2 separate regions of the Homo sapiens genome follow, and region 2 is linked to region 1. A link is a loop called in an ENCODE intact Hi-C map of the cell type or tissue named here. Cell type or tissue: mammary epithelial cell. All regions are shown on one strand. Links, peaks and the distances in the headings refer to the core of each region. The heading gives the core; the rest is flanking DNA.

Region 1 (15,733 bases), core at 3,424-11,423:
CAATGCGGGTACCTGGATGTTTCAGTTGAAGGTGTTGTATTTACTTGCCCCTTCTCTTTTTCTCCATGAAAGCCATGCACACTAGCTGCTTCTAGTTGGCTTTCTTGGCCACATCCCGCCTCATTTTTCCTTTCAAAACCTTTGTCTTTCTTCATCTCCCTGAATGTGCACATAGTACACTGTGGCACACATATTCCCATTGCAATACCCTATTCCTGAATAAACATCATTTTCTTTTGGAGAGCCTTTTCTTCTGTTTGTTATTTAAGTTGGCAGTATTAAAATGGTTATGATGTAGTTTCTGTTCCAAGAAGTTTACAATATAATACATGTTTAATCAACTTTTATATCAATAATCTTTTGTCCCCAAATAACTCTACTTTCCAAAAAGAAGAGTAAAGATAAAATCTAGGCTAATTTGTTCTCAGCAAAAACATACTCTATGAAGAACTACCAGTCTACATTTTTGTATTCTTTCAATGAAAGACATTTTCTTGAACATCATGTTTTAGTCTCTAAAATTGTAATGTCACTTTTGATTAAAAAGTAGCATTTTTCATATTTTAAAGCTTATCTGTTTTTCAAGTCCCTTTGAATTCCCTTAGCATTTCTATAAGCTGAACTGCTCCTCTAGTTTTGGTCTTCTCATATTTCCTTATCAATTTCTCCACTAGAGATGAGAGATGTTATGAAGGAATACTAGCCAATGTCATTTATCAGACAGACAACTAGAATATTACTTTAATCACATGCTGCTTTAAATCAGGCCAGTGCTAGCAAGCAAATTTGGGGTATGGAGTCTAATAGATTTTAGTTGGAATTCTGGCTCTGATACTTAGCAGCTGACCATAATAAGTTACTAACCCCATCTAGATCTCAGTTTAAACATTTGTGAAAAGGGAATGTTTTAATACCATACAGGGATTATGTAGGAATATGATGAGAACACCCAAAGTACATAGGTAATTCTGTTATACTGTGCCTTGTACAAAGTGGCAGCTTTCCTGTTTCTTCATAGAAACAATTTTTATTCTCTTTGTTTTATACAAAATTCCTAAAGGAAACAATCAAATTTATCTTGAGGAGATTCTTTATGACAGTTAGAAATTTTTCTTCCAAGGAACAGAAATACTTTAAATAAAATGGTGTGTGTGTGTGTGTGTGTGTGTGTTTAAAAAAATCCAAACTAGCCAGAAGTTTAGAGTTTGGTGATTGCTGGCCTTGGTCTAGGGCCCTAGTGATGTCAGGACCTTGGGCTGGCTTTTGTCCTTCCTCTCATTCTAGCAAGATGGCGCCTGCAGTTGCAAACATCTCATCCTCACACAAACACAAAAATCCAGAAAAGTACTAAATAGGACATTCCCATTCACATGCCTCCTTCTTTCATGGAAAGCAATCTTTCCCAAAAAGCATCCTGGCGATGTCCCTTTACCACTTTTCACCAGAACTAGGTCACCTGTGAAACCTAGACTAGCAGCAGGGAAGGGGATACTTGCCTTGAGATGTATGCCAAATAAAGCTCAGATTCTGTTACTCGAGTAGAAAAGAAATACATGGAAAATGGTCTGCGAGCCATATCATTGTGTCTAGGGCAACAGTCCTTAATGTTGAAATTATTATGGACAGTAAGGAGAAATAAATCAGTCCCTGATATCCAGGAGTTGATCTGACACTCACAGCAAGTTCAGATGTTCTTTGTTAAACATAAATAACTTCCCAAATACCAACATTACACAAATCTGCTGTGTGACCATAATGGATTAAGAAAAACATGGCCACTCTGTAATCATGTCAGAGCATGCATACACATATGTCTACATACATGATCATTGTTCAAATCACAAAAGTGACAAAACATCATACTTCCCTAATGTGGAAGTGTGAAAAAAATGTCTGCAGTTTTTGAATCCTCCTCCCCTCAGGAGGTAGAGCTTCCCCTCCTGTTGGGTGGCTGGACTTAGTGACTTGATTCTAATGAATAGAATCAGGTGGAGGTGACAATGTGTAGTTCTAAGACTCCATCATAAAACTCATTGGACCTTATTCCTTCTGCGCTCTCTTCTTCCTCACAATGGGGTAAGCCATGTCAGAGCAGCCCTATAGAGAGGAACTGGAGCCTCCTGCCGACAGCCACTTGAAAGTGTTGGAAGCTCAACTTTGGCCCCAGTCTTCTAGGACTGCAGCTCCAGCTGACAGCTTCAGTGAGACCTCAAGAAACGCCTTGAGCCAGAACTACGCAGCTAATCCTTTCCTGGATATCTGATCCTTAGAAAGAGTGAGAGACAACTAACTGGTGGTTGTTTTAAGCTGCTAAGTTTTGGGATAATTTGCTGCACAGAAAAGATAACTACAGTATCTGGTTAAATGAGTAACTGCTGCTTCTTTACCAATTACAGGTTCATTTCCACTTTATTACTCTTGCCTTCTTGATAAATGCTATTAAAATGCCCAATCATAGAATTGCCCCTGCTTCCTGACAGCATCCAATCCCAGGCAAAGCTCCACTTCCTTAAACCCTTTGCAGACTCATCTAACACAAGCACAACTCTTATAATAACTTCTTTCTGGCATCCTCTTATGAGATACCTTACAGTTCCCAAAGGCATGTTGTCTCTTGTTACAACAAGCAAATAAACCCAAATCTTTCTTTGATTTCAGGTGTCTCCCTGGTGGACTTCAACTAAAGTCATCAAAAGTAGTTTGGAGTTGTATTGGACAATAAGCTTTCTGCACTATGCATAAATGAAAATCAATTCAAGCTGTTAAGAGATATGATTACACAAATGTTAGCTAATATTTATTGAATGTTTACCATGTGCCAGATGCAGGGCTAAGAGCTTTACATGCATTATATCGTTTCATTTTTATGAAATAACTTTATGAAGTGGTTGATATTAGTATTCCCATATCACAGATAAGTAAATTGAAGGGTTGCGAGGTTAAGTAACTAATCCAATATCACACAGCTAAGCAGCAGTGGAATCTGAATCCAGACTTTATCAAGACCAATATTTCTAACTATTAATAGATTATCCCCCACCAATGTGTATCATAATACTGACTTAAATCTAACAGCCAGTGATTCCATATCTCCTCAGCCTGATAGCCAACTAACTTAGCACCCCACTAACTGGCACTGTCTGGAGTTCTACCTTTTCCAATCATCTAGAAACAGATTTCACATGTTCTTTATTGATTCCCTCAGGGACAGCACAAGGGAAGAATGGTAAGAATTTTATGGCTAAAGCAATTTTGAAAACCACGTATGTAACCTTCTCTTCTATAACAGTCACAAATCTGGATTCCAAATCCTGTACGGACTCGAATTCTTAGGATATTTAAATGCAGAAACTTTTTCTTGGAAATAAAGTATACATTGTATTTCTTTTTCTAATCCAGTAAGTCATCACAAGAAGAAATAATCAATATATTAAATGATTTTACTGTTTCTTATTTGTTTCTATGTATTACTTTTCACAAAAGGTAATTTCCCCCCACAGCTGGAAAAATAAAGGAGCAGAGGCCTGGAGACTCTTGGCATGGCCGAGGAGCACAGGAGGTGAGGACAGCCTTGGGGTAAAGGACAGCCGCCGAGGAAGATGAGCTGCTTCCAGGGAACAGACTCTGAGAGAAGAGGTGTACACATTTTAACCAAAAGAAGAAAACCAGGAAATTGGAGTTGTCTGAATGAACAATCATTCCTAAGGAACGCTGTGAGGTGAAACCTGATTCCTGTTTCAGACTCCCCCAACACCTTCCTGTCTCTGCCCTAGTCTGCAAAGATTCTTAACTATCATTCCTTCATTCCACTCATTCATTTAGCTACCGATTATCCTAACAGTGGCGCAACATTGTAGTATGTGCAACATAAAAGACACATTACAGTAGGGCAGAAAACATAAGACATTGTCCTATGAAAAGTTTCGTAAGACGATAAGCAGCTAACATTAATTAATCAAACAAGGAGTATTGTATTAATTCAGAGGCAAGAGCACTGGAATCTGGGATGGGCTTGGGAACAGGTGAGCTCACAGAATGACTCTTGCCTGTGGCTAGTGCCATATATAATTATGCATGTTTAGTCATGAATCTCCTGTTTCCTTGGTTTCTGCCTTGTCTGCCCGCTAGATTGCCTCACACAACACAGGGTCTCAAAAGTAGAGCTCCCTCCTTGAAATGTTTTGAGATCCAGGTCTTTCTTATATCCTCTCCCCTGACTTATATCCCTCCTTCTGTTCTTGTTTTGCTCCGTGTGAGGAGAGAGCTCGCCAACCCATCTGACCAACGAATTTGGGCTCATGGATTAAAATGGCACCACGCTAGGAAATGTGCCAGCTAAAGATTGATTCTATTATTGGGACTTTGAGAAAGGCATCGAGTCAGTCTGAGGCAGTCATACCATGGTTGCACTATATGCTGCCTATTCTGTTCCTTTGGAGAGCCCAGCTTCAGGAACCCCACCTCAGTTTATGTTAAAACATAGCCCTGTGTAAATGTAGCTTTCTCCATCCACCCCAGTGGAGGAGTGAAAGTCAACAAAACAAATTAGGTAAGTCTAAATTGATTCAGCAAGACAGGCCAATTATTAACTTATTTTGAGTGCACTATCATATTGGAGTAGTTCCTTTTAAAGAGAAAAATGAGAGAAGACTGAGAAACATCAATGTTTTTAATACTTTGAATTATCATGTTATAAAAATGATTTATCTAAAAATATTAACTATATTTTTTCTTCTTACTCTTTTAGGTCTTTCTAGATAAAATTATTTGCTTAGTCATTTTCAGTTTGGTTCATTTTCAGTGTTTCATGGTGAAAAGAAAACAGGTTTTGGAGTTAGAATCTAAGCTTGACCAGGTACTAACTATGTACCTTGAAAAAGGTACTGCATTTTTCAGAGACCCAGTAAATAAGGCATGTCTTAAAGAGGTATTATAAATGTAGAATAACATAATGAAGTTAAAGTGCACACTGTAATAGGTACTTACTAGGACAGTTTTATTTGTGATTGCTAATCATTATTTTGGAGGGTAATACCTTTCATTTTTCAACCAAAGTACCTAAAGATTATATATAGAATATATATTCTGATATATAGATATATATATTCTGATATATATCTGTATATATATGATATATAATATATATATATATGCACTTTTTTTGAGACAGGGTTGCACTCTTTCACCCAGGCTGGAGTGCAGTGGCTCGATCTCAGCTCACTGCAACCTTTATCTCCTGGGTTCAAGTGATTCTTCTGCCTCAGCCTCCCAAGTAGTTGGGATTACAGGTGCATGCCACCATGCCTGGGTAATTTTTGTATTTTTAGTAAAGACGGGGTTTCACTATGTTGGCCAGGCTAGTCTTGAACACCTGACCTCAAGTGATTCACCTCCCTCGGCCTCCCAAAGTGCTGGGATTACAGGTATGAGCCACCGTGCCCGGCCCTAAAGATATATTTTAAGTCAATGTAAGTCTTCTGGACAGCACCAACTTCCTTTCCCTGGTCCCCCATCCATCCTGCTCTGTAACTGGGTGGGCTAACTGACTCAGGTGGACTAGTCCAGGGCTTTCTTGCCCCTTGGCTGCATTTTGGCCAAGGGAGGTGTCAGTTGGAGGTTGGGAAACAGAGTGCAGGGACAGAATGAGGCAGAATCAGGTTGGGGTATTTATTCCCCAGACACCTCTTGGCTGGCTCCCTCTATCCAATGAATCTCTGTCCTGAGGCCCTCTTCATACAGCCCTGCCTCTCTCCAGCTTCCAGCAAGTGCTTCCTCTCCTGCTCCCACACATACCAGCTCCAGGGTCCTAGACCCTTTCTGGTTGCTTTTACAAAATGCTATCCATAGGTTTATAAATAATCTCTTAAACTCTTTGCAATAACTCACCTTGATGACACCACCTATTTATTTCCTACTAAAGCCAGAAATGACACAATGATTGTTACATTTTCTACTATTATTCCTTCCAGACTGCATTGGATTTTGTTTCAATAACCTATAGATATTATCAGTCAGATTATTTCATGAAGCTTGCCTCCATAGATAACAGAAATATGTGCTCTGGAGGAACAGAAGCTTTGGTTTCAAACGCAAGTTGGTTCTGGTCATGACTCTGCCACCTTCCAAACTAAGTGGTCCATCCACAACTTCTTTATAAGCCTCAATTTTCTCACCTGTAAAATATGGGTAATAAAAGTTCCTGCCTCGTAGGATGATTGTGGGGGTTAAATGGAATAAATGCATGTAAATTGCTTAATGGAGTGTAGAACATTGTGATCATTCAATTAGCTATTAATATTATTATTCTAGGAAAAAGAAAAGGATGTCCCCCCAGGCGACCATAAATGAGCAGCTGGGCTGTCAAATTTGCCTTTAATACTGTAACATTTCTGGTACTGGTCAAGCTACTGAAAACTCAGTATTGTATAAACCCAACATGACAGGGAACAGGGTGACAGGGCATTGGTGGAGCGGTCAGTGCCCTCTGGCCCTAGAGCAAGTCTTTGAGGCCTGGTTCTAGTTATTTTTCTCAACCCTGGGTCTTTATCAATCACCAGGGAAGGTTTTTCAAACATAAACTGTTGGCTGGACTTCAGAGCCTACACGATTTTGCAAAGCTCCTCAGGTGCTTCTGATGTTTGGGTTAAGAGCCAAAACTCTTTATTCCAAGGGTCATTGGTACTGTCCTGGACAGAGGTGGTCCTGGGCTATGCCCTGTAGGTTTCCTCTAGTCCATAGCCAGAGAGGACCAACATATCTTCAGAGAAAGCAAATACTTAGAAAATCCTAGGGTTAGGAGGATAATATTTATCCTTGAGGCAGGGTTACCAGCCACAGATTAGAAGTAGGAGACGCCTCTTCAACTTGGAATAAAGCCCTGGTACCAGATATTAACAAACTCAGTATTCTCAGAGGGAAACTCTCAAACTGCTGACTTCTGCACATGGTCTGTTAACATCCAGGTGCTTCAGGGTTACTGCAACTGCCCAAATTCCAACTTTTCTGGAAGGACAGTGCCTGTCACTGACTGGAGATTCTTTGTGTCTCCCCCTCTTCCCTTGCCCTCCTTTCCCACAGCCTACTGTCCAGCCATAAGAGTCTATCTCTAAGTCAGTGCCTTTCATTTCACCAACTCCACACTTGTCTTATGTATTCATTCATTAAGTCACTCATTCACTCAGTAAATATTTATTGAACTATCACAGAGGGTAAATCCCACCTAAATATCTGGAGAATCTGCTGCAAAAAGTCCCCAAGTGATCCTTTGGTATTCCCAGAGCGAGAAGGACTCTTCTAAATATTCTCATCCTTGAATAAAAATTTAAGGGCCAAGCATATTCCATATTTCTCTGGCACTTGTGAGTTTGTAAAGCATTTTTGTAGGGATTATTTTAATTGTTAATTCTGCTTATCTTGGGATGTATTATTATAAGTATTTATAGCTTAACTTTAGTGAAGAAAAAATGGAAGACTATTGAGGTAGGTTGCAGAATGTCAATTATTGAGGTAGGTTGCAGAATGTCAATTATTGAGGTAGGATGCAAAATGTCAATTATGTCAGTGGAAGTAACGTATTGCAGAATGTTCCAACTTATCAATAATGTCTTATCGAAAGGGCTATATAGTAGCCTTTACTTTTACCTTCTAAGGGTTTTTAGTTTAGGGAGGTAAATGGCCACAGCCTTTCTTGCCTCCAATCTTGTGTTCCACCTCTTCCCTAGCTGACTGGGCACCGTGAAGTCTGTGCCTGGTGTGTTACCACCACCTAGTGGTGAATATAGCACTTAAACCCTGTGACTGGAAACAAGATGTTAGAAGAGAATATATAGGTAGACTTAGATTAACATCGGTTTGAAAAGAATCTTGAATTTCTCTTCCCACTCCAGAAAGCCACCCTGATATAGATATATTCTTTTGACAAGTTTAGATAGTACATAATCAGCTATTTTTAAAAGTAGGCATTCCAGTGCCTTTTTGCTGTCTTTTCTCTTGTCACACCCTACAGTAATTTTTCCTTAAAAGCTTTTTTTAAATCATAAACCAACTATCATTTTAACTATTCAGTATCTGTGAAATATCTAATATGGATATGCAAATGGCAGAGAATGCTCTTTAAACTTCTTTTATCAACACTTAAATTACAGCACTTCTCTCAATGAATTGAAATATCTCTTCTCAGAGCCAGAAGAACTATGTATTCAGAAGTGCTCCATTTTGAGTTCTAACAGAAATAAACCTAAGATATTGCTTGATAACAGCTGATAGTAATTAGACCCACTGACTGGAAAAAGTAAATGCATAATACTTTGCATTACTTTGGTAATCCAAAGTAATGTCACTCATCCTAAGATTCCCTAAAGGAGCTCAGGAAACATTTCCACTGTCTGTCCTTTTTATTCAGCTGAGGGAGCAGAAAAATGAGAAACAAAGAGCTCATTCATATGTGTGAATTTTGAGAATCTGTCAACATTCTCAGGCTGATGATGCACCACTTCTCCCATTTTTTCTAAACATGGAACCAGTTCTGCCACTGGCTTCTGTGCGACACTGGTGAACTTGCTCACGTGTTTTTGGGTTTCAATTCCCCTGCCACATTACTTTGTTTAAAAGAACCATGATCCTACAGTCACCTTCTACTGGGTTGAATGGTGGACACCCAAAAAATGTTCATATACTAATTCTCTGGGACCTATAAATGTGACTTTATTTGGGAAAATGATTTTTACAGATGTTAATTAGGTTAAGGATCTCTTGATCATTCTATATTATCTTGGTAAGCCCTAAATCCAACACCCTGTATCCTTTTAGGACACACAAAGGAGATAACACAGAGAGATGGAGAAGACCATGTGAAAATAGAGGCAGAGTTGAGAAATACACAGTAAGCCAGCAAGCCAAGAGAAGAGGGATGGCTGGGTTATATGGTAGCTTTATTTGTAATTTCTTTAGGAACTTCCTTATTGTTGTCCATAATGGCTGCACCAATCTACATTCCCATCAACAGTGTACAAGGGTTCCCTTTTCTCCACACCCTCACCCACACATTCTGTTGCTTCTCTTTTTGATAATAGCTATCCTAAGATGTGTAAAGATGTATTTCACAGTAATTTTGATTTGTTTTTTTTTTTTGAGACGGAGTCTCACTCTGTCACCCAGGCTGGAGTGCAGTGGCGCGATCAGGGCTCACTGCACCCTCCATCTCCTGGGTTCAAGCGATTCTCCTGCCTCAACCTCCCAGGTAGCTGGGATTGCAGGCATTTGCCACCACGCCCAGCTAATAATTTTTTGTATTTTTAGTAGAGACAGGGTTTCGCCATGTTGGCCAGGCTGCTCTCAAACCCTTGACCTCAAGTGATCTGCCCGCCTCAGCCTCCCAGAGTGCTAGGATTATAGGGGTGAGCCACTGCGCCCAGGCTTGATTTGTTTTTTTTCTAATTATTAGGGATGTTGAGTACCTTTTAATGTATCCATTAGCTATTTTTATGTGCTTTTTGACAAATGTCTACATCAAGTCCTTTGCCCATTTTAAAACCGGGTTATATATGTTTGTATGAGCTATTTATAAACTTTGAATATTAACCTCCTATCTGGTATATGGTTTACAAGTATTTTTTCCCCAATCTGTAGATTGCATTTTCATTTTGTTGGTTCTTTCCTTTGCTGTGCAGAAGCCTTTCAGTTTGATATAGTCCCATTTATTTATTTTTGGGACTAAATCCAGTTTCTCAGCACCATTTGTTGAAGAAACTATCCCTTCCTCGTTGTGTTTTCTTGGTGCCCTTGTTGAAAATTAATTGACCATACATATTTGGATTTATTTATTTCTGGGCTCTATGTTCTGTTCTATTGGTCTATGTGTCTGTTTTTATGCCTGTATCATGCTATTTGGGTTGCTATAGCTTTGTAGTATATTTTGAGGTCAGATCTTGTGATACCTGCAGGTTTCTTTCTTTTGCTCAGGATTGCTTTGGCTATTGAGGGTTTTGTAGTTCTATAGAAATTTTATAATTTTTTTCTATTTCTGTGAAGAATGTCATTGGTATTTTGGTAGGAATCGTATTGAATCTGTAGATTGCTTTGAGTAGTATGGTCATTTGAACAATGTTAATTCTGCTGATCTGTGAACATGGGATGTATTTACAGTTGTTTGTATTCTTTTCAATTTCTTTAACTGTTTTATAGTTTGCCTTGTAGAGGTCTTTCACCATCTTGGTTAAATTTATTTTTAAATATTTTATTTTATTTTTTGATGCTATTGTAAATGGGATTTTTTTTTCAGCTAGGTCATTATTTGTATATAGAATGTCACAAATTTTGTATGTTGATTTTATATCTTGCAACTTTACTAAATTCATTTATTATATTAACGGTTTTCTGGTGGAGCCTTTGGGGTTTTCTACATATAGGATCATGTCATCTGAAAATAGAGATAATTTTACTTCTTCACTTCCAAATTGGGTACCTTTTATTTCTTCTTCTTGTTTAAAAGTATTATCAAGAACAATTAATTAGTTTTCCCCCATTGATTAGGATGTTAGCTGGGAGTTTTTATAGATGACCTTTAAGTTGAGGAAGTTTCCTTTTATGTCTAAACTGTTAAGAGTTTTTATCAAGAAAAATCTCGAACTTTGTCAAATGCTGTATCTGCATCAATTGATATGATCATTTGATTTTTGTCCTTCAGTCTGTTAATGTGATGTATCGCATTGATTGATTTCCATATATTAAACCAGCCTTGCATACCAGGAATAAATCCCCCTGTGTAGTTATTTTTGGCTGTTTTGACTTTTAATCTTTATACTAGAGATGTACAAAGCACCATAACAGTATTGGCATATTCTGAATTTGACTATATATTTAATTTTACTGGTGAATTTTATATTTAATCTTTAATTTTCTAGTTATTGCATTATAAAAAGCAAAAAGGAACAGGTGAAATTAATCTCAGTAACATATTTAATCTAACCAGGTATATCCCAAAATATTATTTCAACATGTAATTAAATCAAAAAGTATGAATCAAATATTTTCCATTACATGTATAGCACAACTTAATTGGAACTAGCCATATTTCAAGTGTTTAATAGCCACATATGGCTAGTGGCTACCTCATTGGACCCTATGCCTCTATAGTTTCTATATTCTCTACATTTATGTGATTTAAATTTTTATAATGAAAATTTATTCTTATATTACTTTTACAACTAAAAAATGAATAAGAAAGGAATAAAAATTAAAGAAACAAAAGTTTTTGCTGTCCAGTTTAAAAATAAATTTTTAAAAAACAATAATATACTCATGGAGAAGAGTTAGAAAATAAAGACTAAAATAAATCAATCAAATTAGCCGTCCTCTTTATGCCCAGAAAAACCACATTTAGGCTGGCCACTGTGGTTCACATCTGTAATCTCAGCACTTTGGTTGGCCAAGACGGGAGGATCACTTGAGCCCAGGAGCTTCAGACCAGCTTGGTCTCAAGACCCTGTCTTAAAAAAAAAAAAAAGAAAGAAAAGAAAAGAAATCAGAAAAAACACATTTAACATTTTGGAGAATTTTCTTTCAGGCCTTTTCCCATAAGGTATAGAATATATATAGTACCCTTTATTTTAAGGAATTTTCTCTCTTCCATTTATAGGAACATGTTGTATCTGTTGATGATTAAATACCCTTGGGTGTCCTGGCTATTGAAAAATGATTATAAAACCTTTAGTGGCTGAAAGAAAATTATGATGAAGTCTAGAAGAGAATCCTCTGACTAGAAGAGATTTGGAAACTATATGTGAACGTGTACCCACTTTTGCTTTTCTCTTTTATTTTTAAGACAGCCAAAATGTGTGTGTGTGTGTGTGTGTGTGTGTGTGTGTTTGTCTGTGTGTTAACCTTCAAACAATTCACCCCACCAAAATGTTTTAAGCCTTGATTTTATGTTAATTCTTGGACTGCTGATGGGTTATTTCCCTTTATTTTAATTCTTGGAGGTGTGGTAGTGGAGGCTGCTTAAACCACTGTGTTGACACATCCTGCAGATGGGAGTTGGTGAGGAATTCTCTTGACATCGATTGCAGCCAGGCGTGAAGATGAATGGTACTCACAGCAGCTAAAATCTTTCCTTCACATTTTACTGTTTTGTGTTTTGTTAGTTTTGTTTTTTAAACTTCTTAAAAATACTTTTCATCAGGTAAAATAGCAATCTGGGTTTTGGAAAGACATCAATTATGTATGGCTATGTTCACATTTATACTAGAAATTATTGTCTTCTTAGTGCCTTAACCTCCAGAGAGCCTTTCTATTTATTTTTCCAAAAAAGAGCAGCACTGGATCAAATGAAGTGTGTTCCAAAAGGAACTATTCCATTAATCATACATTTTCCATAATTCTTATTGCAGGATTTCAGGGCAGTCAACTTGTTTAAGGTCAGAGAATGAAAAAGAGAGACTTTTTCATATAAAGACAGCATTTAATTATGGAGTCAGATTTGCTCCTGCTTAGCAATCCCTGGCAAAACCACTCTCCTCCCATTAGTTAAAATAATCTCTTTTTATCACAATCTGTCCATTAAAATAACCCCCTTTTGTGAGAAAATTACTTACAAATAAAAATAAATGTTCTGTGCACCTAGAAGATCCCTACGAAGTTTCAATAACTGAGTTTAAGTGCAGAGGATAGCACTTCAACAAAGAATCAAAAGGCAAAATAAACCATAGAGATAAGGCTCAGTGATGAATAGCAGTGCTGGAGACTAACTGAATATGTGCTGGAAGTCTCATTTTGCCTTTGTTTGCTGACAGCTGCATTTTCCAACCAACTCAAAGAGCAATGAAAAGAACTCTTTTTCCTGACTGAACTCTATGCAAATAGGGAACGTTATTTGGTAGTAAGATGAAGGATGGAAATGACCATGTCATCTTAGATGATTTCCTTCCTAATCATCAAGGAAGCAACATTAAGAAGAATCAGACTTATATTTAAGCTTTGTAAAGGCCAAATTTTTTAAAGTTTAGGAAAAATAGGTTAGAGCCCATGGCTATGTACTCAAGACAATAAGTTGTTTCAAAGGGGAGGAATATTTAAAGGATGAAACTCTGACAATGGATTCTGCAAATGATCTCTGTGAGGAAGAATAGGGATACACATGTAACGATTCCAACATGGCTGCACTAGAGCTCTTAAAACAGACTTCTCAAAGAAGAGAACAACAAATTAAAGGAGAGCCCTGCTATCCAGGATAATAAAATAGAGTCTCGGGACCTATAAGAACAGTGTCTCAAAACTAAAGACCAAAAGAATGACTTGAGACTTTCTTTTTTTAAAAAAAAGTTAAGGGCAAATAAGGAGGCTTTTAATGTGGTTAATGTTATAATGCTATGTCTCAAACAAGGAAAAAGGAAGAGAAAAGAGTAGCTAGAGAAAGCAGAATTACTCAGGTCATTTTTCTTACATCTTTTCAGTAAGGAAAACTCTGATAGGTCGATCATGGGTAGACTAAACATTAAGAAACAAATTCTAATACAGGTCAAATGATGGTAAAATAGCAAGTGGTAGGTTTGAATGCTGGCAAATTATATTCTGGGATACTAAAAGAACCTATCTTTCTGATTGTGGATACATTGAGGAAGGAGAGAGCTATCTAAAGGGTGAACATGAGAAACTGCCACTTTTCTGAAAGGGCAATGGCTGCCTTTTCTTGTGTGACATTTCCCCTCACTGGAAGTGTTAATGTAGCAACAGCAAGAAAGGGATTCCCTGCTCTTACATAGTGGCTGGATTAGATCATCTTAAAGGCCTCGTCCCAACTCTGAGAGGCTATTAAAAGCCAGATTCCCAGCAACTGATGGGTTGCTGTATTACTCCATTCTCATGCTGCTGATAAATACATACCAAAGACTGGGTAATTTATAAAGGAAAGAGGTTTAATGGACTCACAGTTCCACATGGCTAGGAAGGCCTCACCATCATGGTGGAAGACAAAGGAAAAGCAAAGAGACATCTCATATGGCACCAGGCAAAGAGAGAGCTTGTGCCAGGGAACTCCCCTTTATAAAACCATCAGATCTCATGGCACTTATTCACTATCACCAGAACAGCCCAGGAAAGACTTGCCACCATGATTCAATTACCTCCCACTGGGTCTGTCCCATGACACATGGAATTATAGAAGCTAAAATTAAAGATGAGATTTGGGTGGGGGGACACAGCCAAATCATATTGGTTGCCCAACCATAAAATCTGCAATCTTAAAAATTACAGGGGGGAGTACACCTTGGTTTTAACAAAGCCTGTAACTTCAAATACTATGTTGTCACTCATTTCAATGAGCACGTGTCAGATAGGCTTCTCAAGATCCCTGGAACTAATAACATTCAGCAGCTCCCAGAGATATGGCCTTCTTAAATTTGTTTCTGTTGATGTCAATACCAATGATCCTGGAAGCACCAGTAGCTTTGCAACCCATAATAATAAAGAGACCAACTTCACCCAGGCCAAACACAGTACAAGTTAGAAAGAATTTGACCTAAATTATCAGAAGACACAGACATCCAAAGGCAATGCAGGCTGAGAAAGTGAGTGGACCCCATTCCACTGGGAAAGGGAGGTGATGTTTCTGGTCAATTTGTCTTTTTAAATTATTAAATCTTTCAAATAACACTTTCCTTTGAAAGGAACTTGAGAGCTTTATATGATGTACTACCAATCTCTAGACAACAGAGGAAAAGATTTCTTATAGGAATGTCAGAAACTAGTATTAGAATTGTCAAAATTATGATTCCCCTAAGGGCTTGGAGAGCAGTTTCCAATTTTTCTTTTTTAGGTTGAAGACCAGTTGAGTAGCAGTAGCTGTCGATGTAACTTTCTCCCTTTGGGCATTATATTTACATGAAGGAAGCTGCAAAAATTTTATTTTACCCAGCCACTGTGATTCAGTTTTTGGTGTCTACTTATGAGGTTGCCATGCATAAAAAACAGAAATATGTGGCTAAGAATTTCCTAGAAATGCACATAAAAATCTGTACTGACTGCATCTCCTTTAACCAAGGATACACATGTAATGATTCTAAATGATTCCATTCTAATGATTAGGCTAAACAATTCTAATAAAGTACGCATCCATAGAATCTATTTAGTAACTGTCATTCCTTATAAAGCCTTTATTCTCCTTTGAAATAACTGGAAGGGGGTACGAAATGTGACTAAGGCTCATAAAAATGAGAAAGGGCAACAAAAGGTAGCTGAATTGTTATCTTTAACCCGAACCTATTTACCTTTGTTTAGAAGAGGACAACACTTAGGTTCCATTATTGCACTAAAAAAAGCCAGTTAACTTATGCAATCTTCCTGAAAAGGGTGTTTTTTTAAAAAAATAACTTCTTGACTGAGAAGCCCTTGGCCCTTCAGGCAATTTCTGTTGAGACAGAAATGGTCAGCACCTTCAGTCATTAGTTCAGTGTCACTTCTTTTGGGGGATTGTCTATTCATGGTAGTCAACTGAGCATACACAATGCCCAGTTACCAATGGAGCATAGGCAGTTTATAAAGTTATGAATTTGTGTCAGACTTGAGAGTTGCAAAAATCAGTAGTATTAGGGGGTTTTATTTCTTGATAGATTTATTTGGGCCTTTAAAATTTGGCCCCAAATGTTGTAAGCAGAAATTCTTGTAGACAAAGGACAAATGAAAGAGCTGTCTTCTTTCCCTTTCTGTTCTCCACTTTAAGACAGCCCAGACTAGTATATGA
Region 2 (15,733 bases), core at 5,430-13,429, 350 kb before region 1:
GTGTTCACAATGAGGTTTTCTCTAAAAGTTATTTTTCTACTTTCTTCTGTTAGCAAAACAGTTGCCACTACAGATTGAATGCATTTGGGCCATCCGCAGGTTACTGGGTTAAAGATTTTTGATAGGAAGGCTACGAGTTGTTAGTGGTCTCAGTGTTTTCAGGCTACGCCCTTGTTTACACTGACAACAAGGTAGTATCGAGTGTTATAGGGTCACAGAGAAGACCTTCAATTATCAATTATAGGTTTTAAATTTACTCTGGCTTTTAAAGGAATAGGGCACACTGTTTTTTCTTTACTACTTCTGTCTTTCTCTTTCTTTCTCTCTCTGCCTCTCTTACCCACCACCCCCACCTCTCTGTCTCTCTCTGTCTCTCTCCTCTCTGTCTCTGTAGGTGGATTTTGGAAACACAGTGGAGGGTCGTTCACTTGTTGCCCCCATTTGCCGCTATAGGAATATGTGCCTCCCTTTAATTTACTCAATTCATTTTCATCTTGATATATTATGTTGTAGACCCAGTTCCAGTTGTTAAAGTACTGGGTTATCAGTTCTAAGGCCCTGGCAAGGGTGGTGGGGAACGGGTCCCACATAACTGCCCATGTCGAGAGCTGCATGCCTAAATTGGGAGGAACACCAGGGATAAAACTCCCTGGATTCATAGCCTAGGTGCCCAAGGACACAGCGTAGAGCTTCCTTAGATCCCTTTAGAGATACAACTTGCTCTAATACTTGGGAGAGGAAGTGAAAGTCTGAAGCATTAGTATCTAGGAGGCAGGGATCAGAGGAAGTAGATTCAGAAGTAAGAAGAATTTTGGGGCTACACTTTCAAGAAAGTTGTGGTTGGGACCCAGGAGGTATGGGTCAGAAGGAGAGGTAGGGGCACACGCATGGGCGACTGTTGAGTAGAGACTTCTGGCTGCACCATAATCTCGACCATCCAATGCTGGGGGTTTGGGACAACAGCTTTCTGCCTCTAGTCAACCCTCAGCTTCCCCAGGAAAATTGTGAAAGCAAAAGCTGGTTCTAGGTAGACCAATGCTCCCAACCCAGAAGGGTTGGGGCTTGTTAGAAAGCCTTTTCCCAGGAAGCCTCACACCTGAGTCTTAAGTCCAGTGGCCATGCTAATTGTTTTTAACTGGCTGACAGGTGCCTGGTATTTTCCTCCAATTCTAAGGAAGGATAGGACAGAATGGCGAGCAAATTATTACTCACCGCTTTGAAGAATCCCCGTACGGGCCACCGAATATTACGGGTGGATCTTTGTTCATAGAACTCCCAAGATGGTGGTGGGCCACTCCCAAGATGGTGGTGAGCCACTCCCAAGATGGCAGCAAACCTTTTGTTCTCTGACCTGGGGTTCTTGGCCTCATGGATTCCAAGGAATGGAACCTTGGGCCATGCGGTGAGTGTTATAACTCTATTAGAAGCCGTGGGTCACGGAAGAGAACCGTGGAACCCAGCGACTAGTGTTCAGCTCTATTAGGACGAACCTGGGCACTTAGCTGCGCAGGAACAATGGCGAGACTTTAGCCTGATTGGGAGTGGCAATGGATGCCTCACTGGATCAGGGGCACAGCGGACACCCTGCTGGATCTGGAGTGGTGGAAGTCAACAGCGGGTCTGTGATGGCAGCAAACAGTGGTGGACGGCAAGTGAAAGCTCAGCTCGAGCCATAACAAATACGAACCAGAAGAGTGTGCAGTTGCAAGATTTAATAGAGTGAAAACAGAGCTCCCATACAATGGGAGGGGACCCAAAGGGGGTTGTCCCCCCAAAAATGAAGATTTATTATCTCACACAACCAAAAGTCTAGAGGATGTTGATAAATTCTCCTTTTCAGTGATGCCAGGGCCCTAGATTGCTTCTCTGCCATTTTCTTGTCTTTCCCATCATGGTTGCAAGACAGCTGCTGCAACTCTGGCCTGTCATGTTTTTACATGACAGCATCCAAGGGCAGGAAGGGAAGAGTCTTCTTTTCACCCTTCCCTACTCCTTCCCCTGCTTTTTTTTAATAAAGAGGGAAATGGCTCCCAAAAGTCCTCCAGCAGACTTCCTTTTATGTCTCATTCACCAGAACTGAGTCACATGTTCATTCCAAATCAGTCACTACCAATGGGAATAGAATTAGACTAATCATGGATCATCTCCTGGAGCACTGGGAGAGTCCCATCTTCCCTGAGCTCATTATTGCCTGTTTCTTGAACAGAATTGGGGTTCTCTTTCTAAGGGAGAAATGAGGAATGGCTGATGAATAGGCAATCAGTGTAGGGAGCCTCCTTTTGGGGGAGTTCTCACCTATTTATAATGTAACTTAAAAGACTTCCAGCTTTGAGCAGAGCTTAGAGCAGAAGAAGTCTCTTTAGCTGGCCTAAATTGTCACAAGAACAACTCTGATGCCTTCCTTTTATGGAATAAATGGTTTTCTTTTCTTTTCTTTTTTCTTTTTTTTTTTTTTTTGCAACGAAGTTTTGCTCTTGTTGCCCAAGCTGGAGTGCAATGGCACTACCTCAGCTCAGCTCACCACAACCTCTGCCTCCCGGGTTCAAGCGATTCTCCTGCCTCAGCCTCCCGAGTAGCTGAGATTATAGGCATGCGCCACCATGCCTGGCTAATTTTGTATTTTTAGTAGAGACGAGGTTTCTCCATGTTGGTTAGGCTGGTCTTGAACTCCTGACCTCAGGTGATCTGCCTGCCTCGGTCTCCCAAATTGCTGGGGTTACAGGTGTGAGCCACCGTGCCCGGCGGGAATGAATGGTTTTTAAGTGTCTGTGGCAGGTGTTGAATGTAACCTGTGGGAAGGTCCAATAATAGAAGCATGATGGAGAACCTCGAGTTTTAGAGCAAAGTAATGCTTGTTTCAGTCCTGTTGTGATTAAATGCCTGGCTATGAGACACACTAGGTGATTGTGCTACCTGAGTTTCTCACTGTGAACTGGGTATTACCTGATCCACAGAATTATAAGGCTGGACATGCCCAGGAGAATACTATTATCAAGTGGAAGTGATATATCTGTGCTATCTGAGTGGGCTCTCTCTCTCTCTCTCTCTCTGTGTATATTTGTATATATACGTATATATATATACACATATATATGTATATATATACCTATGTATATATACGTATATATACATAGGTATATATGTGTATATATACACATGTATATATGTATATATACGTATATATATACATAGGTATATATGTATATATATGTATATATATACACTACACACACACACACACACACACACACACACACACACACACACACACATATATATATAAACTGGATCCCAGCAGGTCCCAAAGGTGCTGGGAGAGGAAGTGAAGGAAGAGTTAACTCACACTCTTCCTTCACTTCCTCTCCTTGGGGGAATTTCCTATAAGCAGTTCAAAGAGCAGGAAGAGAATTATAGCTTGGTTTAGAAATGCTCTGCACAATATCCTGGTAGTTGATAGTGGCAGACTTGGAAAAATCTTGCTGGGGTATAGAACTTCAAGCATTATATTTCTGTGAGCCCTCTTGGACAGGAATGAAATCACCTGAAGTAAAGATCTACATTGACTTATGGGTAGTAATTTATGATTTGGTCAGATGATCAGGGACTTTGAAGGAATATGATTGTAAGATTGGTAACAAGGAAATCTGGAGTAGCGGTGTGATGGACCTTTTGTAATGGTCACTGAGTGAGGAAAATTATGTTCCATGTGCTTCTCACCAAAAGGTCTGATTTTGAAGGACATTGTCAATAATTAGGTGAACAAGATGACCACCTTGGGGATGTTGTTGAGCAGGGCATCCAACTGCTTGCTCAGTGGGCTTGTAAACGTAGTGGCCGTGGATATAAGCATGGACCCAACATCATAGATACTTTCTTGTCAAGGCTGTTCTAGCTCAGCCACTGCTGAATACCAGATTGAGAAGTAGCACCACCAACCCTGGGTCCCCAGTATGGTATAATAACTCAAGGGGAGTAGACAGTTTCTATGGGACAGGTTGGTCACATTTGATCTCTTTCATCATGGAGGAGGCAGAAATTTGTTCTCACTGGGACCAACACTTACTCTGGATATAGAATTGTTTTCTGGCTCTGTCATGCTTCTACTTCTACTATCATCCATGAATTTATTAATATAAATTAAACATAGACTCAGACTCTGAGATTTAAAAAATTAAGGCATAAGCTTTAAATTACTCCATTATGCATGTAGGGGGAAAGGAAAATGCTAATGACTTTCTTTTAACTAAGCAGAAAAACTAAAATACTGCTTAGAAATACAGAGATGTATTCCTACAACATTCTTCCCAGGTCAAAACCTTGTCAGTAAGACAATCAGAATTACAGATTCTTTTTGGAGGTTATTTTCATAGGACAAAGCAACACTTTCTAACACTTTAGAGTCTTATAAGACATTTTGGTTCAAATAACATTTACAGAGAATGGATTTCTTTTTAGTAAGGAACAGAAGGTGTTCTAGTAACAGTTATGAATATTCACACAGCTCCATATTGCTGAGAACAAATGGATATTTTTTGGAACATTCTTAATTTATTACCTAATCAAATCAGATTTTTTGAAATAGTTAATGATGCAGAATTGTATTTCTCTTTTCATAGATGCAAGGAGAAGGGACATCCTTTTTCTCAGACTTCTTTGGTTAATTATAAAGATTTATTTTTAAGGCCAGCTTCTGAAATTTTATTAGCTATATTATAAGCAGGTCTATAGAAGATAATTTTATTGTCAGAAATGGAGAAAGTGATAAAAAGTTATTTAATACCAAAACATAGGATGATATTGTTTTTCTTCTATATTATTAAGTACCTTGTTTACCTATAATTTCTTTCAAAAAGAACTTGAAACTTCAGAGAAGATAAATGGTCTATCCTTGGGTTTTTTATTTTATTTTATTTTATTTTGAGATGGAGTCTCACTCTGTCACCCAGGCTGGAGTGCAGTGGCGGGATCTCAGTTCACTGCAAGCTCCGCCTCCCAAGTTCACTCCATTCTCCTGCCTCAGCCTCCTGAGCAGCTGGGACTACAGGCGCCCGCCACCACACCCGGCTAATTTTTTGTATTTTTAGTAGAGACAGGTTTTCACCGTGTTAGCCAGGATGGTCTCGATCTCCTGACTTTGTGATCTGCCCACCTCCGCCTCCCAAAGTGCTGGGATTACAGGTGTGAGCCACCGTGCCTGGCCTATCCTTGGGTTTAAAGTTATAGAATAATAGTGCCTAAGAGGTATGAAAGAAAAAAATTAAAAAATAAAGTTATATAATAAGAGCAGTCTGGTTTAATAGCATTTCAGAGTGGATATATTTAGGAATTTTATAAAGCTCAATATTTGTCAACAATAGGAGATGGCTGGCAAGAGAATACATAGAGACTGCATTTACTGGCATATTTTTCCAAATAAGGATGTTATTCAGACTGTATGTAGAATATTGAGTTTAAGTTATACTTAGAGACATTTAATTAGGAATAAAGAGGACTTGGTGGTAGTGGGAAGAGTAGGGGAGAGGCATGCCAATTGTCTTCAACTCTCCGAGGGACTAGGCTTACTCTGTGATACTCCAGAGAGCAGAACTAGGAAGGCAGAGCTTAGATTTAGCCATAAGGAAGAAATTGGCCTGTGTATGTGTTAAGCCCAAGGTTAGCTGACCTGCCAGACATATTTTAAAAAGTGATTTCTTTATTGCATTTGGAGTTGGAAACCATCCATGTTTCTTCACCCAACTTTTTACTTTGAAAAATTTCAAGATTTCAAAATCTGAAAAATAGTACAATAAACATCTCTATGTCCTTCACCTAGGTGTACCAATATTTTTTGCCACACTTACTTTCTCTCTCTCTCTCTCTCTCTCACACACACACACACACACACATATTTTTTTGCATCAATGTTCATCAAGGATATTGGTCTAAAATTCTCTTTTTTTTTGTTTGTGTCTCTGCCAGGCTTTGGTATCAGGATGATGCTGGCCTCATAAAATGAGTTAGGGAGGATTCCCTCTTTTTCTATTGATTGGAATAGTTTCAGAAGGAATGGTACCAGTTCCTTCTTGTACCTCTCGTAGAATTCGGCTGTGAATCCATCTGGTCCTGGACTCTTTTTGGTTGGTAAGCTATTGATTATTGCCACAATTTCAGATCCTGTTATTGGTCTATTCAGAGAGTCAACTTCTTCCTGGTTTAGTCTTGGGAGGGTGTATGTGTCGAGGAATTTATCCATTTCTTCTAGATTTTCTAGTTTATTTGCGTAGAGGTGTTTGTAGTATTCTCTGATGGTCGTTTGTATTTCTGTGGGATTGGTGGTGATATCCCCTTTATCATTTTTTAGTGCGTCTATTTGATTCTTCTCTCTTTTCTTCTTTATTAGTCTTGCTAGTGGTCTATCAATTTTGTTGATCTTTTCAAAAAACCAGCTCCTGGATTCATTAATTTTTTGAAGGGTTTTTTGTGTCTCTATTTCCTTCAGTTCTGCTCTGATTTTTGTTATTTCTTGCCTTCTGCTAGCTTTTGAATGTGTTTGCTCTTGCTTTTCTAGTTCTTTTAAATGTGATGTTAGGGTGTCAATTTTGGATCTTTCCTGCTTTCTCTTGTGGGCATTTAGTGCTATAAATTTCCCTCTACACACTGCTTTGAATGTGTCCCAGAGATTCTGGTATGTTGTGTCTTTGTTCTCGTTGGTTTCAAAGAACATCTTTATTTCTGCCTTCATTTTGTTATGTACCCAGTAGTCATTCAGGAGCAGGTTGTTCAGTTTCCATGTAGTTGAGCAGTTTTGAGTGAGTTTCTTAATCCTCAGTTCTAGTTTGATTGCCCTGTGGTCTGAGAGACAGTTTGTTATAATTTGTGTTCTTTTACATTTGCTGAGGAGAGCTTTACTTCCAACTATGTGGTCAATTTTGGAATAGGTGTGGTGTGGTGCTGAGAAGAATGTATATTCTGTTGATTTGGGGTGGAGAGTTCTGTAGATGTCTATTAGGTCTGCTTGGTGCAGAGCTGAGTTCAATTCCTGAGTATCCTTGTTAACTTTCTGTCTCGTTGATCTGTCTAATGTTGACAGTGGGGTGTTAAAGTATCCCATTATTATTGTGTGGGAGTGTAAGTCTCTCTGTAGGTCTCTAAGGACTTGCTTTATGAATCTGGGTGCTCCTGTATTGGGTGCATATAGATTTAGGATAGTTAGCTGTTCTTGTTGAATTGATCCCTTTACCATTATGTAATGGCCTTCTTTGTCTCTTTTGATCTTTGTTGATTTAAAGTCTGTTTTATCAGAGACTAGGATTGCAACCCCTGCCTTTTTTTGTTTTCCATTTGCTTGGTAGATCTTCCTCCATCCTTTTATTTTGAGCCTATGTGTGTCTCTGCACGTGAGATGGGTTTCCTGAATACAGCACGGTGATGGGTCTTGACTCTTTATCCAATTTGCCAGTCTGTGTCTTTTAATTGGAGCATTTAGTCCATTTACATTTAAAGTTAATATTGTTATGTGTGAATTTGATCCTGTCATTATGATGTTAGCTGGTTTTTTTGCTCGTTAGTTGATGCAATTTCTTCCTAGCATCGATGGTCTTTACAATTTGGCATGATTTTGCAGTGGCTGGTACTGGCTGTTCCTTTCCATGTTTAGTGCTTCCTTCAGGAGCTCTTTTAGGGCAGGCCTGGTGGTGACAAAATCTCTCAGCATTTGCTTGTCCGTAAAGTATTTTATTTCTCCTTCACTTATGAAACTTAGTTTGGCTGGATATGAAATTCTGGGTTGAAAATTCTTTTCTTTAAGAATGTTGAATATTGGCCCCCACTCTCTTCTGGCTTGTAGAATTTCTGCCGAGAGATCCGCTGTTAGTCTGATGGGCTTCCCTTTGTGGGTAACCTGACCTTTCTCTCTGGCTGCCCTTAATATTTTTTCCTTCATTTTAACTTTGGTGAATCTGACAATTATGTGTCTTGGAGTTGCTCTTCTCGAGGAGTATCTTTGTGGCATTCTCTGTATTTCCTGAATCTGAATGTTGGCCTGCCTTGCTAGATTGGGGAAATTCTCCTGGATAATATCCTGCAGAGTGTTTTCCAACTTGGTTCCATTCTCCCCATCACTTTCAGGTACACCAATGAGACGTAGATTTGGTCTTTTCACATAGTCCCATATTTCTTGGAGGCTTTGTTCATTTCTTTTTATTCTTTTTTCTCTAAACTTCCCTTCTCACTTCATTTCATTCATTTGATCTTCCATCACTGATACCCTTTCTTCCAGTTGATCGCATCGGCTCCTGAGGCTTCTGCATTCTTCATGTAGTACTCGAGCCTTGGCTTTCAGCTCCGTTAGCTCCTTTAAGCACTTCTCTGTATTGGTTATTCTAGTTATACATTCATCTAAATTTTTTTCAATGTTTTCAACTTCTTTGCCTTTGGTTTGAATTTCCTCCTGTAGCTCAGAGTGGTTTGATCGTCTGAAGCCTTCTTCTCTCAATTCACCGAAGTCATTCTCCATCTAGCTTTGTTCTGTTGCTGGTAAGGAGCTGTGTTCCTTTGGAGGAGGAGAGGTGCTCTGCTTTTTAGAGTTTCCAGTTTTTCTGCTCTGTTTTTTCCCCATGTTTGTGGTTTTATCTACTTTTGGTCTTTGATGATGGTGATGTACAGATGAGTTTTTGGTGTGGATGTCCTTTCTGTTTGTTAGTTTTCCTTCTAACAGACAGGACCCTCAGCTGCAGGTCTGTTGGAATTTGCTAGAGGTCCACTCCAGACCCTGTTTGCCTGGGTGCCAGCAGCGATGGCTGCAGAACAGCGGATTTTCATGAACCGTGAATGCTGCTGTCTGATCGTTCCTCTGGAAGTTTTGTCTCAGAGGAGTACCCGGCCATGTGAGGTTTTAGTCTGCCCCTACTGGGGGGTGCCTCCCAGTTAGGCTGCTCGGGGGTCAGAGGTCAGGGACCCACTTGAGGAGGCAGTCTGCCCTTTCTCAGATCTCCAGCTGCATGCTGGGAGAACCACTGCTCTCTTCAAAGCTGTCAGACAGGGACATTTTAAGTGTGCAGAGCTTACTGCTGTCTTTTTGTTTGTCTGTTCCCTGCCCCCAGAGGTGGAGCCTACAGAGGCAGGCAGGCCTCCCTGAGCTGTGGTGGGCTCCACCCAGTTCGAGCTTCCCGGCTGCTTTGTTTACGTAAGCAATCCTGGGCAATGGCGGGCGCCCCTCCCCCAGCCTCACTGCGGCCTTGCAGTTTGATCTTAGACTGCTGTGCTAGCAATCAGCGAGACTCCGTGGGCATAGGACCCTCCAAGCCAGGTGCGGGATATAATCTCCTGGTGCGACATTTTTTAAGCCCGTCGGAAAAGCGCGTTGTTGGGGTGGGAGTGACCCGATTTTCTAGGTGCCGTCTGTCACCCCTTTCTTTGACTAGGAAAGGGAACTCCCTGACCCCTTGTGCTTCCGGAGTGAGGCAATGCCTCGCCCTGCTTCGGCTCGCGTGCGGTGCGCTGCACCCACTGTCCTGCGCCCACTGTCTGGCACTCCCTAGTGAGATGAACCCGGTACCTCATATGGAAATGCAGAAATCACTCATCTTCTGCGTCGCTCATGCTGGGAGCTGTAGACTGGAGCTGTTCCTATTCGGCCATCTTGACTCCCCGATCACACATTTTTTTTGATGAACCATTTGAAAGGAAGTTGCAAAACTCATGAAATTCACCGCTATCTTCTTCAGCAAGTATCCCCTAAGAACAAAGACATTTTCCTACTGTTCCCATTCATCCTTAAGATAATGTTCAGCTTGCAGGTGCTATGATTCTCATAAACCAGTAAGAAAAATACTGCCTGTTTTCCCTGTAATACAGGATTCATTCAGTGAAGTTCTTGCTTGCTTCACAAGGTGCATTGCTGGAGGCCTGCTCTCTGCAAGCCTCTCAAAGAATATGAAAATAGTCCTGCCCTCAAGAAGCTCTTCAGATGAAATAATATGTATGAAAATACTTAAATGTCAACTACGATATAAGTGAAAGATGCTATTTTATCTCTTTGCAAATTCTTTTTCTCAAAGAAAATAAGATTTAGCAGATGGAAAAACGTAAAAAAAAAAAACCGAAACAAAACAAAACAAAACAAAACAAAACACCAGAGGGCACTATAGTAGCATTTGTAGTAGCATTTGAAAAGCAATGTTTGAAGGCATTGTAAATATATCTTAAAACTGCATAATTTTTTCTTCTCGGAGTAATATACTGTGATTGTATTGCCTTCGAAATTCAACTACTGTGCACCGTATTAACTGGTGTTCTTAAGTGTTTGTAATAATTTCAGACCAAAAAATAAGTTTTTTTTTTACATAGACCCATGTATCTTATTATACTGAACAATATAATTTTTTTCCTGAAAGTTTAATAATCTTTAACATACTGAAGGTCCATGGCTTATATGCCTTGGACAGATTTTCAATGTTTGGTCCAGAGCATTGTGGGAGGGGGAGCGGTAATTCTAATGAAGTGTTTAGAACACGGGAAGGTAGATCTTCCATCAAACCTTTAAATTACCACTTTTGATTTTTTCCTTTGGAGGGGTCAAGTTCCATTCCAGTTTTATTTCACTGGCTTGACTCCTTTGAAATATTTTAATTTTTGTTGCCCCTACTCTTTCAAAAAGCAATATTCTTTAAGTGAAGAATGAATGAGAATACTCAGGAAAAGTGGACAACTGTCAGTAGTTTACAAACTTTTAAAAATGCCTTTGAAGCATAGTTCTTAACTGGAGGTTTTCTACATATTGCCAATGGCATCATTGATGTATGATTTTTGTTTTCTCTGGAGTATCATATAGAGATTCAGCATTCATTCCTCATTTTGAAAGAGATATATTTGAGCAACTTAGGCATTTGATGTGCATTTTGAAAAATTATACTATTGGCCAGGTGCAGTGGCTCATGCCTGTACTCCCAGCATTTTGGGAGGCCAAGGCGGGCAGATCACCTGAGGCCAGGAGTTCGAGACCAGCCTTGGCAACATGGCAGAAACCCATCTTTACTAAAAATACCAAAATTAGCTGGGGGTGGTGGCACACGGCCTGTAATTCCAGCTACTTGGGAGCCTGAGGCAGGAGAATCACTTGAGCCTGGGAAGTGGAGATTGCAGTGAGCAGAGATCGTGCCACTGCCCTCCAACTTGGGTGACAGAGACTCTGTCTTAAACAGTAACAACGACAACAAACAAAACAAAACAAAAATTATACTATACATTACTAGGAATTTCAACTGGGTGCATGGAGGAGAAAAAAAGCCTCTGTTGCTGAAGGAATGATGGAGGTGAAGCCTTAAACTCCATGCATCTCACTCTGGGGTTTCTCAGTTTTATTTTTGCTTCTGAGACAGGGTCTTGCTCTGTCGCCCAGGCTGGAGTGCAGTGGTGCAATCACAGCTCACTGCAGCCTCGATCTCCTGGGCTCAAGTGATCCTCTTTCCACCTCAGCCTCCCAAGTGGCTAAGACTACAAGCACACACTGACATGCCCAGCTATTTTTCATTTTTACTTTTATTTTTAGTAGAGACAAAGTCTTGCTATGTTCCCCAGGCTGGTCTCAAACATCAGAGCTTATGCCATTGTCCTGCCTCAGCCTCCCAAAGTGCTGGGATTACAGATGTAAGCCACTTTGCTCAGTCTCATTGATTTTATATACAATTCTAACAGCTCTGCCAAGGATAATCAGAATTTTTTTTTGAATCGCAGAACTAGGTATGAAAATTAGAAGACTGATAGAGACAGGGACATTTACTGCAGCAGTGATTGCTCAGAGGGTGGGGGGCAGTAGAGAGAGACTGAGACTACTGAATCACAATTTAGCATAAAAATTAATGATCATAATAATATGGACAAGAGACAGGGAAATACTGGATAGAAGAGGGTGGTTCCCCAGCAAAGGCCCCACCCTCAAGTCTGGAGACCCTCAGCCCTAAGTGGGAATGGGCATTTCTGTTTTTGTGCCCTGAAAGTTGCCTTTTGACCTGCTATGCCCCCCATCTGGTACCCATATGAACTCTGAACCTCAGGCTCTAGAAGCAGATGAACAGATGAGGAGATGAGGAAACAAGCAGATGAATGGCAGAATGATGTGGCAGAGAAAGAGAGAAGAGGAGGAACATCTAAACACCAAGAGGAGTTAGGCTGGGGGCGGTGGGAGAGGAGTTTGGCCTCTGGATGGCCAAACTCTAGGGGAAGAAAATCTTCCTACTCCATCCCCACTTCCAGCTCCCCATCCATCCTGCTGAGAGCCACCTTCACCACTCAATAAAACCCTGCATTCATCCTTCAAGTCTGTGTGCAACCTAATTCTTCCTGGATGCTGGGCAAGAGCTTGGGATACAGAAAGTTGTCACACTGGCCCTCTGCCCTTGCAAAAAAGCAGAGGGTCCATTGAGCTGGTTAACAGTTATGTTGTCTGTGGACAGCAAGGCTAAAAGAACCTTGTAACACTGGGGCTGCAGGCACCCACCCCTGGACACTACTGTGGGGCCGGAGCCCGAAGCACTCGCCCTGACTCCTGCACCTGCCAGTCTGCATGCTCGCATTCTTGTCAGGGGTTTGAGCAATGGTGACTGAACAGGCGAGTCACACCCCTGTTGCACATCCTGTGAGGGGGATCAGGGAACTCTCCCATTTCAATAATGACTATTCTGAGTTGTTAAGATTAGATTTGGGATTATCTAATTAGGAAAAAAAGGAAATATAGAAAATGTTTTGGAAAAATTCCATTCAAAAGGGTGAATATGAACTATTCACACACGAGGATAGAATTTTGTTATCAAGCAACGTATATTTATCGACCATCTCTGATAGAGGGATGGATTCAAAGATCGTTCTGCCTTCAGGGATTTTACAAACATGTACTTGAAAAACTAGCAATGGAAACGGCGTGTGATAGGATTTTGATTAAAAACACCGAGCATCAAAGGAGATCAGGGAGTGAGAACAGCTTTGTGGCTGCAAAGATCTGAAAAAGAGGTGGGTCTGAAATGGAATCTAGAAAGGATTCACTGAAGCAAAGGAAAGGAGGAAAGGGATGAGGAGAGAGAAAAGAACTGATATAGGGAATTGCATGAGAAAGGCCAACAACCTGTGGGGTGCATTTTAGTCCCACAATGCCAACAAAGAAAGCATTTACAGATAAAGTGTCTGGCTTCCATTTCTAATGAGAGAGAATCTTAAATAAGCAAGAATATAAGTTTCTACTTTGAGATATTAATTACTATCCTTTCAGCCAAAACTTTCAAAGATGTTTATCTTCTCTCAGAATTCAATACGTGGTAAATCATTTTAAAGAAAACTGATAGGTTTCAGAAATTGCTCCAAGATGAAAGCTAGTCTTTATTACTCTGATCTAAATTATTATGTATCTTACCTGTTTTTTTTCCTTCAACTTTTATTTTAAGTTCTGGTCCAAGGTGAAAGCTAGTCTTTATTACTCTGATCTAAATTATTATCTGATCCTTTTTTTTTTCCTTCAACTTTTAAGTTCTGGGGTACGTGTGCAGGATGTGCAGGTTTGTTACATAGGTAAACGTGTGCCATGATGGTTTGCTGCACAGATCAACACATCACTTAGGTATTAAGACCAGCATCCATTAGCTATTCTTCCTGATGCTCTCCCTCCTGCCCCCCAGACAGGCCCCAGTGTGTGTTGTTCCCCATGATGTGTCCATGTATTCTCATAGTTCAGCTCCCACTTATAAGTGAGTACATGTGATGATTGTTTTTCTGTTCCTGCGTTATTTGCTGAGGTTAATGGCTTCCAGCTCCATCCATGTCCCTGCAAAGGACATGATCTCATTCCTTTTTATGACTGCATAGTATCCCACGGTGTATATGTACCACATTTTCTTTATCCAGTCTATCACTGATGGGCATTTAGGTTCTATGTTGTCCTTTTAAACTGTTCATTGTAACATCTCGAGTATAATAACTTGAAACCTTCCATTTTGCTATTTTTGTATACATCTTTTTATCTGTTAAATCTTATAACTATAAAAGTTTACTTACTACATTATTTTATAAGTACATCAATTTTTGTAACTTTTAATTGACTATTGAAAATAGCATTAATTAGTGCCAGTTACAGATCAATAGTATTAATTAGTGCCAATTGCAGATCATTAAGCTCAACATTATGTGTTGTAAAAATTATGAAAGATCACTGATCATTAGAGAAATGCAAACCCAAACCACAATGAGATACCATCTTATGCCAGTCAGAATGGTGATTATTAAAAAGTCAAGGAACAACAGATGCTGGTGAGGTTGCAGAGAAAAAGGAATGCTTTTACACTGTTGATGGGAATGTAAATTATTAGTTCAACCATTGTGGAAGACAGGGTGGTGATTCCTCAAAGATCTAGAGGCAAAAATACCATTTGACCCAGCAATCCCATTACCAAGTATATCTCCAAAGGAATATAAATTATTCTATTATAAAGATACATGAACATGTATGTTCATTGCAGCACCATTCACAATAGCAAAGACATGGAATCAAACCAAATGCCCATCAATGATAGATAGGATAAAGAAAATGTGGCACATATATGCTATGGTATACTATGCAGCCATGAAAAGGAATGAGATCATGTCCTTTGCAGGGACATGGATGGAGCTGTAAGCCCTTATCCTCAGCAAACTAATGCAGGAACAGAAAAACAAATACTGTGTGTTCCCATTTATAATGGGAGCTGAACAATGAGAATCCATGGACACATGGTGGGAAACAACACACTAGGGCCTGTTGAGGGGGGTAGGGGGAGGGAGAGCATCAGGAAGAATAGCTAATGGATGCTGGGCTTCATACCTAAATGATGGGTTGATCTCTGCAGGAAACCACCATGGCACACATTTACCTATGTAACAAACCTGCACATCCTGCACACGTACCCCAGAACTTAAAAGTTGAAGAAAAAAAATTATCAAAGATGAAAGGGCAGTTATTTTACAGAGATAGAAACTTGAGAGAGTAGATATGCTTTTATTCTTTTTAAAATATTCACTTAAATAGATTCTGATATCTCCTTCCATGTGATTGCAGTTAATGATAGAGTGGGGCTAAGAGAAAAGAAATTAGCAGATGTTAAAAAGAAAATTATTTAGCAACTTATTTTTAAAAAGTAGCTTGTGGCTTATTGGAACACAAAGTATATAATAATGTTTTATGTATATATGTGTGTATATATTAATATATATATACACACATAATCACAATTACTATATATTTCATATATATAGTGTATATATATATATAATGTATATATGTACACATGTATGTGAAATATAGTGATTTTTTTCCAGTAAAAATCTTTTTATTGTGGGAAATCTTTTCTTTATTTTTATTTAAAACATTTTATATTTTAAGTTTTGTGGGTATTAGGTGTATATATTTATGGGGTACATGAGATGTTTTGATATAGGCATGCAATGTGTAATAATCACATCATGTAATATGGGGTGTCCATCTCCTCAAGCATTTATTTGTGTTACAAACAATCCATTATACTCTTTTAGTCATATTAAAATATACAATTAAATTGCTGTTGACTATAGTCTCCCTGTTGTGCTATCAAATACCAGGTCTTATTCATTCTTTTTAAAAATTTCCAACTTTTATTAAGTTCCAGGGTACATGTGCAGGATGTGCAGGTTTGTTACATAGGTAAACATGTACCATGGTGCTTTGCTGCACAGATCATCTCATCACCCAGGTATGAAG

The links. Hi-C counts contacts between places; a loop is a spot of excess contacts. Peaks named below come from ENCODE experiments on the same cell type or tissue, not always from the same donor. Only the 100,000 strongest peaks of a DNase experiment are listed, where the experiment ranks them.
Region 2: a loop joins it to region 1, with 15 times the contacts of the local background. A loop is called at or near these places in 66 of 110 quality-filtered maps.

The regions. Positions count from the first base shown.
Region 1 is chr4:99,455,305-99,471,037 of GRCh38, forward strand. No RefSeq gene overlaps it. Among named protein-coding and RNA genes, the nearest start is that of ADH7, 28 kb to the left of the region's middle. In mammary epithelial cell, for the core only: a CTCF peak has its summit at 7,763 (motif pointing left); DNase peaks (open chromatin) are centred at 3,907, 7,757 and 8,497; H3K4me3 peaks cover 148 bases; H3K27ac peaks cover 2,628 bases.
Region 2 is chr4:99,108,191-99,123,923 of GRCh38, forward strand. The region is part of intron 1 of LOC100507053 (a long non-coding RNA gene); the gene reads left to right. It overlaps ADH4 (alcohol dehydrogenase 4 (class II), pi polypeptide), which reads right to left. Exons shown (of 9, transcript NM_000670.5): 9 at 15,468-15,733. Among named protein-coding and RNA genes, the nearest start is that of ADH5, 27 kb to the left of the region's middle. In mammary epithelial cell, for the core only: a CTCF peak has its summit at 10,120 (motif pointing right); no DNase peak of the experiment used is centred there.